Regions from separate parts of the Homo sapiens genome. Here all the other regions are linked to region 1. Evidence: chromatin loops called from intact Hi-C (ENCODE). Cell type or tissue: IMR-90. All regions are shown on one strand.

Region 1 (2,500 bases):
TTTTTCTCTCTCTTTTTGTTTGTCAGGGAAGAAAAGTGAGAGCTTTCTGAAGTTAGGTTATGTAAATAACCCAGTAGGGAAAACTGTTCCTGGGGGAGACCTACAAATAATTGATGGCAATAAGCTTCAGGAGTATGAAAGAAGTGGATGAGTATGCCTTTCCCCCATTGATTCCACTCACATTTTTTCTTCTCTGTGCTTTGCTCTCTTGTTGCCATTAGACAGTTTCTATCTGTCCTTAATTTTAGCCAGTTTGTTCTAAAGTAACTGTGAACACTGTAACTCTCTAGCCAGTGCCTTTCTTTTATTGAATGGAATTGGTGTACTAGTTGTTTTATTTAACAAACAGAGTTTATAGGCTTGTTTTTTCCTCAACATGTCTTCATGGCAGAGACAATTTACCCTTAAGTTGGTGAGCCCTGGATCCCCTCACTTGCATAGACCTCTTCTAGGATCTGGGAGAGGCTCTAGCAGTGTAGTGTGTTTGTTAGTTACATATTTTTGTAACATTTGCAAAATTGAAAAATTTTTTTCCATTTTTTTTTTTCTTCAAAAAGGCCCTCAAATTATATATGCTTCAAATTTCACAAAACTCAGGTCAGCCTTGGTTCATGGTAGAGGTTGGGTGTTGATTTCTAATTGTGGCCGAGGTAGATTTGGTTAGTGGATTAAAGGACATGAGGAAGGAAGCATTAGTGAGGAAGTTGAACCATTGACTGGTGTGTATAGTGGCCAGGGATCTCTTTCTGAGTGTCAGGGGTCATCTCTTCTCCCTGCAAACATGGGCCAGAAAGAGGCGGGAGAAGTTGGGTAGGACTGGAAGAAGGACAGTGGAGGGAAAGGTGTGCTGCAGCCAAGGTGGTAAACAAATTAAGGTGTTCTCCTTAGATTTCAAGGATGCATTTGCAAATAGCGTTTTCAATAGCATTTTAAAATAACTGAAGAGTCATTTCAAGATAATATATTTCATCTTGATAATAATACATTTTAAGAATTTTAGAATTATTGAAAAATTTGAAAAGTCAATTTCATAATTAACTGATTGACTTGAGATTAAAGTCTTTATCTTATTAATTAGAATATATTGCTGAACACATAAAACACAGACATGTTCATTTTTGAAGGGCGTTGCTGTAACTTGGGTTTTGCTAGCTTCTTGGTTTGGTAGATGTTTCATCTCTCTCCCCTTTTTCTCATTGTCTCACCTGTATTTTTTTCTACCTTTTCATTTCATGTTCCCTTTACTTTGGGATTCAAACTCCTCTTAGACTTCTCAGGATTTTGAATGACTGGACTATAGATAATCACATTTTAAAACTGCATTTTAATATTCTGTTCTCTTTAAAGAAAATTAGGTACTCTGCATGGCCTGGGGACAAATTTACAGTTAAATAGAAGTATAATGTTCTGAGGGCCAATTGTAACTACCCTGTGGTTAACTGGCTCAGGTTCAAATACAGTTAAAATTATTTTACTTTTCCTAAAATTCCTTCTAATTGGACTAACTTATCAGGGTTGATAAAAACATTTCCAGAACGTAGTATGGATCTGCCACCTGGTGGTGAAATATTACAGCAAGTACTAAGTGTTTTGTTTTTTTTTTTCTGAGACAAGGACTCACTGTCACCCAGACTGGAGTGCAGTAGCACCATCACAGCTCACTGTAGCCTCGACCTCCTGGACTCAAGCAATCTTCCCACCTTAGCCCCCAGAGTAGCTGGGACCATAGGTGCATGCCACCACACCTGGCTAATTTTTAAAGTTTTTGTAGAGATAGGGTCTCACTATGTTGCCCAGGCTGGTCTTGAGCTCCTGTCTCAGCCTCCCAAAGTGCTGGCATTACAGGTATGAGCCACCACACCCAGCCAAATACTAGTATTTTTTTTTTTTTTTTTGAGATGGAGTCTTGCTCTGTCACCCAGGCTTGAGTGCAGTAGCCCAATTTTGGCTCACTGCAACCTCCGCACTCCCTGCTCCGGGCCCAAGTGATTCTCCTGCCTCAGCCTCCCGAGTAGCTGGGACTACAGGCATGCACCACTGCATCCAGCTAATTATTGTATTTTTAGTAGAGATGGGGTTTTGCCACATTGGCCGGACTGGTCTCGAGCTCCTGACCTCAGGTGATCTGCCCAACTCGGCCTCCCAGAGTGCTGGGATTACAGGCATGAGCCGCCACGCCCAGCCTAAATACTTGATAAGAATTTAATAATGGATTCTTGCCTTTGTGGCCATAATATTTAGAGTCGAGTCTACTTAAGCTCTTTAGATATGTAACATTTTCCTCCCCTAAGTTTTTTTCACTGAGAAAATGTTACTTAAATGCGATAGAGTAGGTAAATTTTGACTGATGTGTTTCTGTCTACCGCATCGTAATATAAGATGACATTTGTAGAATTACTGAGCTGAAATAAATTCTGCACACATTGAGAATGTACTCTCCTTAAATTTGAAGATGAGCTTTTGAGAAGAGAAGATTGCTGTTAATTTTTCTAAAATTTCA
Region 2 (2,500 bases), 480 kb before region 1:
CCTGGGTGACAGAGCAAGACTCCCTCTCAAAAAAAAAAAAAAAAATTTTTTTTTAAACACGTCTCACTGCCACCCAGGCTTGAGTGCCATGACATGATCATAGCTCACTGCTGGCTTGACCTTCTGGGCTCAAGTGATCCTCTTGCCTCAGCCTCTTGAGTAGCTGGGACCACAGTCATGTGCCACCATGCCTGGCTTTTTTTTTTTTGTAGAGTTTGGGTCTCGCTATGTTGCCTGTGATCCTCCCACCTTGGTTTTCCAAAGTGCTGGGATTAAAGGCATGAGCCACCATGCCTGGTTAGGAATGGGAGTTTAAACAATGGTTTTATTTACATATTTCATTAGCTAGTATTTTTTTCTTTTTTGAGACAGAGTCTGGCTCTGTTGCCCAGGCTGGAGTGCAGTGGCACGATCTAGGCTCATTGCAACCTCTGCCTCGTGATTCTCGTGACTCAGCCTCCTGAGTAGCTGGGATTACAGGCGCCCGCCACCACACCCAGCTAATTTTTGTATTTTTAGTAGAGACAGGGTTTCACCATGTTGGCCAGGTTGGTCTCCAACTCCTGACCTCAGTTGATCCACCCGCCTCAGCCTCCCAAAGTGCTGGGATTACAGGTGTGAGCCATCGCTCCTGGCCTCATTAACTGTTTTCAAAAGTAAAAGTACATGGATAATACAAAGTTAAATTTTGTAGAATCATAAAGAAAAGCAACACCTTCCCATCTTAACTCCCCTAGTGCCTCTACTCCCTCCACAGAGACAAATATCTTACCAGTTGGTTGTGTTTTCTTTTCCAAACTGTATTTCTAAAATGTGTCAATATCTCTTCCTTTTATTTTTTATTTTTTGTAGAGACAGGGGTCTCACTGTGCTGCCTAGGCTGGTCTCAAACTCCTGGCCTCCTACCTCGACTTCTCATAGTTCTGGCGTGAGCTACTGCACCTGGCCTCCCCCTTATTATTTTTTTAAACATGAATGGAAGCATACTATATTTTCTACACTTTATTTGTTTTATGTAACTATTTTAACAACCTGAGGACTTTTACAGGCTGCATAATATGTCTTAATATGGATGTATCTTAGTTTATTTAAACAGTTACTGGTGATGGACATTTCCATGTTTCCAGTATTTTTTCTCACAAACAATGCAGTATTATGCCTTTGTCCACATTCACCATTGATTGCTATTGAGTATATCTGTAGCATCAAGAATAGGCATACTGAAAATCCTCCATGAAGTCCAGTGAAGCTTCATATTATTTTGAAGTGATATTTCCCAGTGTTGGCTGGACTCTCAAGCGTTTGTGGTATAGGTTTTGGGAGGACTGGACACTTCCAAAGAGAAATAAGATGTTACAGACTTGTCCAGCAGGTGGCATCAGAACAAAGCTGGCTATGGACCTTGTCAGTACAAATGATAAAACATTAAAAATGTAAAAACTCAACTGTAGCTCCTTGTTTATACATATATTGGGGGTGTTGAAAAGTTACCGATGCCTGATTCCTCTTCTATGTCCTCAGCCCCCACCATAAAAATAGATAAATGCCATTTTTTTTGTATGCCCAGCACAGCTATATGATTTGAATAATCTTGATAAGCAGGGTCACATTTGAGGAGATTTGCTAAGGGAAATGAAGATCCATCTGTGACACAAGAAACATGTTCTATGTGATTTCTGGGATTTTCCTGTGAACATACTTCTTGTTTGTTTGTTTTACAGTGGATCTCACTCTGTCACCCAGGCTGGAGTTCAGTGGTGCAATCATAGCTCACTGCAACCTTGAGCTCCTGGGCTCAGGAGAGCCTCTCTCCTCAGTCTCCCAAGTAGCTAGGACTACAGACACATGCCATCATGCCAGGCTCATTTTAAAATTTTTTGTAGAGACGGGTCTCACTATGTTGCTCAGGCTGGTATTGAACTCCTGGGCTCAAGCAATCCTCCTGCCTCAGCATCTCAAAGTGTTGGGATTACAGGTGTGAACCATAGTATCCAACCTATTATGTTTTTTTAAAAAGAGATTGTTCTAATTATGTATATAATTAAAGTACATTAGGTTTAGTGATTGCAATTTGAGAAACCAATGTCCTTTCTTATTGAAAAAGGCCCTGGTACAGAAAGTGTTCTATCTTCCTCACAAGATCTGAGGTCAAAGGAGAGATTTTGAAACATTATAGCAATGGCTTCTAGTTATTGAATAAAGAATGTCATTTGCTCCTCACAGGACCCCTTTCAGGGAGATTTCACATATTGGGAAACAGCCTCATGAGCTTTCTACAAACATCTTTGTCCTTAAGTCTTCCCATTTCAGTAATTGGCTGTACCACTCATCCAGCAGCTTTCAAAGTAAGAAACCTGGCAATCTTCCTTTAACATCCATTTCCCTTTCCCTCATTCCCCCATATCCAATCATGTGTATTGGAGGTTTTTCCACCTCTAAACTTGAGAACCCATTTACTTTTTCTCCATCTCCTTTGCCATCACACTAGTCCAAGTGAAGT
Region 3 (2,500 bases), 160 kb after region 1:
AAGGTTTTCACCATCTCAGGCGATCTTGGAAGCAAAATGATGGGGGTTTTTTTGTTTGTTTTTATTTTGTTTTGTTTTGTTTTGTTTTGGAGACAAAGGTCTCGCTGGGTCACCCAGGCTGGAGTGCAGTGGCACTATATTGGCTCACTGCAGCCTCCGCTTCCCAGGTTCCAGCGATTCTCCTGCCTCAGCCTCCCAAGTAGCTGGAATTACAGGTGCCTGCCACCATGCCTGGGTAATTTTTGTATTTTTAGTAGAGATGGGGTTTCACCGTGTTAGCCAGGCTGGTATCGGACTCCTGACCTCAGGCGATCCACTTCAGCCTCCCAAAGTGCTGGAATTACAGGCATGAGCCACTGTGCCTGGCCAAGTTATCATTTTTCATCTATAAAGCTGGCAAAAATTTTAAGTTGATAATATCCAGTGTTCAATGAGTTGACAGCTAGGAGGAAAACCACTCTAGGTTATTGGTGGCAGTATAAATTAGAATAGTCTAGGGAAGGTGATTTGGCAGAATTTTAAAATATTTTAAATATACATAGCCTTCCATCACACTTCTAGGTAACTGTCCTATAGACATACAGATATATGTATGCATTGGGCCCTCATACAAACACGTTTATTTATAGCATTGTTTGCAAGATTATAAAAGGAGACTATGTAAATATCCACTGATAGAAGAATGGGCACCTAATATACAATCGTGCATCACATAACAACGCTTCAGTCAGACAGACTGCGTATACAATGGTGATCCCATAAGATTATACCACTGTCTTTTTACTGTACCTTTTCTGTGTTTAGACACATAGACACTTGCCATTGTGTTCGCATTGCCTACAGCGTTCAGTACAGTAACATGCTGTGCAGGTTCGTAGCCTAGAAGCAATAGGCTATCCCATACAGCCTAGGTGTGTGGGATATACACCTAGCTATACCATCGAGGTTTGCATAAGTGCATTCTGTGATGTTCACACGATGAAATCACGTGATGCATTTGTCAGAACATATCCCTGTTGTTAAGCAGTGCATGACTGTATGTATACCCGTAAGTATGGTGGCAGCAGTTTTTTTTAAATGACCTGTCTGTATATTTTGATGTGTATGTAAATGCCTAAAGCAGTGATCCTCAACCAGGGACAGTTTTGCCCCCTCATCCCTCGGGATATTTGGCAATGCCTGGTACAGCGTCAGTAAGTACCAGTAGAGGTACTTACTGACATCTAGTGGATAGAGGCCAGGGATGCTGATGAACATCCTGCCATGCACAGGACAGTCCCACAACAAAGAATTATCCTGCCCAATGTCTCAGTAGTGCCAAGGTTGAGAAACCCTGGCATGGAGACTGTCTGGTGAGATATGCGTCAATATGTGCCACAGTCAGCTCTCAGGGCAGGACAGGTTTTGACAAAAGAGAATTGAGACTTATTTTTTTTTAACTGTGTGTACTTTTATATTTAAATGTTTTCAATGAGACACACTTATTTAAATTTTATGATAGATTGTGGGTTGGAGTAAGCAGGAATGATTAGTAAATTAATTTGTAGTTGGAAGAGATACAGAAGTTGAGTTGGCAGGGGCAGGTGGGCATGACTAGTGTATGTAAAGGAAGAGGAAGTGCAAGGTAAGGCCATCTGTGTGTATGCTGTGAGAAGGATGCAAAGGCAAGAAAGCTGGCCAAACTGGCCCAGAGCTTTTGGCAGAAATTAGTAAGAGATTAGAATAAAGTGGACGTTTGGAGCCAGATGCTGGAATGCCAGTGAGAATTTGGACATAATCAGATAAGAAGGGACCATTTTTGACTGTTAAGAAAGTTGTACACTGTGATTTTATTAAACAGTACTTTGGGAACACTACCCAAGATTAAAGGAGAGAAAAAATAGAGTCAGGGAGACAAAATTGGGTAGTAATTATGTTAGCCTAGATACGTGCTAGTCGTCGGCTTGGATGAAGATGAAAGCAGCGACTTGAAGTGGATAGGACAAATTTGGGAAATATTTAAAAGGAAGATTTTGGGAGACCATAATAGTTTTTTGTTGCTTCATTACTTTATGATTTCTGAATAGAGGCAATGAAGGAGAAGTTAATTTTTTTAAGTCGTAAGACTATATCCTGGCTAATTGTTACATAAACAAAACTTTCTTATTAATCTTATCGGCTTAAATTTTCTCATCTAAAAAACAAAAGTAATATATTTACTTCACAGACGTGTGGTAAGAATTCAATGTGAGAATGTATGCCACTACCTGCATTTACAAATTCACCCACTTCCTGCATTTGAAAATTCAGCCACCAGGTGGCACCATATGCCTTGGTCATGAGCTGTAATTCTTATGGGTACCTGAGTTGCCAGAGATTTCAGAGGGTCCTTCCTCTCTGCCTTTTCAGCTATGAAAATTTCATCTTTCTTAAAAAAGCAGTACTTTTCTATATTAACCATTAAGTGGGAAGTGGAAAGTAAGGTATTTCTGCTATTCATAGCACTTTAAAGTTGGATTGA

The links. Hi-C counts contacts between places; a loop is a spot of excess contacts. Peaks named below come from ENCODE experiments on the same cell type or tissue, not always from the same donor. Only the 100,000 strongest peaks of a DNase experiment are listed, where the experiment ranks them.
Region 2: it touches region 1 in a loop (15-fold over the local background); 18 of 110 quality-filtered maps call a loop at or near these places.
Region 3: it touches region 1 in a loop (2.0-fold over the local background); 3 of 110 quality-filtered maps call a loop at or near these places.

Annotation. Positions count from the first base shown.
Region 1 is chr15:73,079,990-73,082,489 of GRCh38, forward strand. All of the region lies in intron 1 of NEO1 (neogenin 1), which reads left to right. Among named protein-coding and RNA genes, the nearest start is that of NEO1, 29 kb to the left of the region's middle. In IMR-90, a CTCF peak has its summit at 1,553 (motif pointing left); a DNase peak (open chromatin) is centred at 1,542.
Region 2 is chr15:72,598,686-72,601,185 of GRCh38, forward strand. ARIH1 (ariadne RBR E3 ubiquitin protein ligase 1) reads left to right here. Exons shown (of 14, transcript NM_005744.5): 14 at 1-2,500. Among named protein-coding and RNA genes, the nearest start is that of MIR630, 13 kb to the left of the region's middle. In IMR-90, a CTCF peak has its summit at 1,372 (motif pointing right); a DNase peak (open chromatin) is centred at 1,376.
Region 3 is chr15:73,238,777-73,241,276 of GRCh38, forward strand. All of the region lies in intron 8 of NEO1 (neogenin 1), which reads left to right. Among named protein-coding and RNA genes, the nearest start is that of MIR12135, 60 kb to the right of the region's middle. In IMR-90, CTCF peaks have their summits at 1,227 (motif pointing left) and 2,288 (motif pointing right); a DNase peak (open chromatin) is centred at 2,295.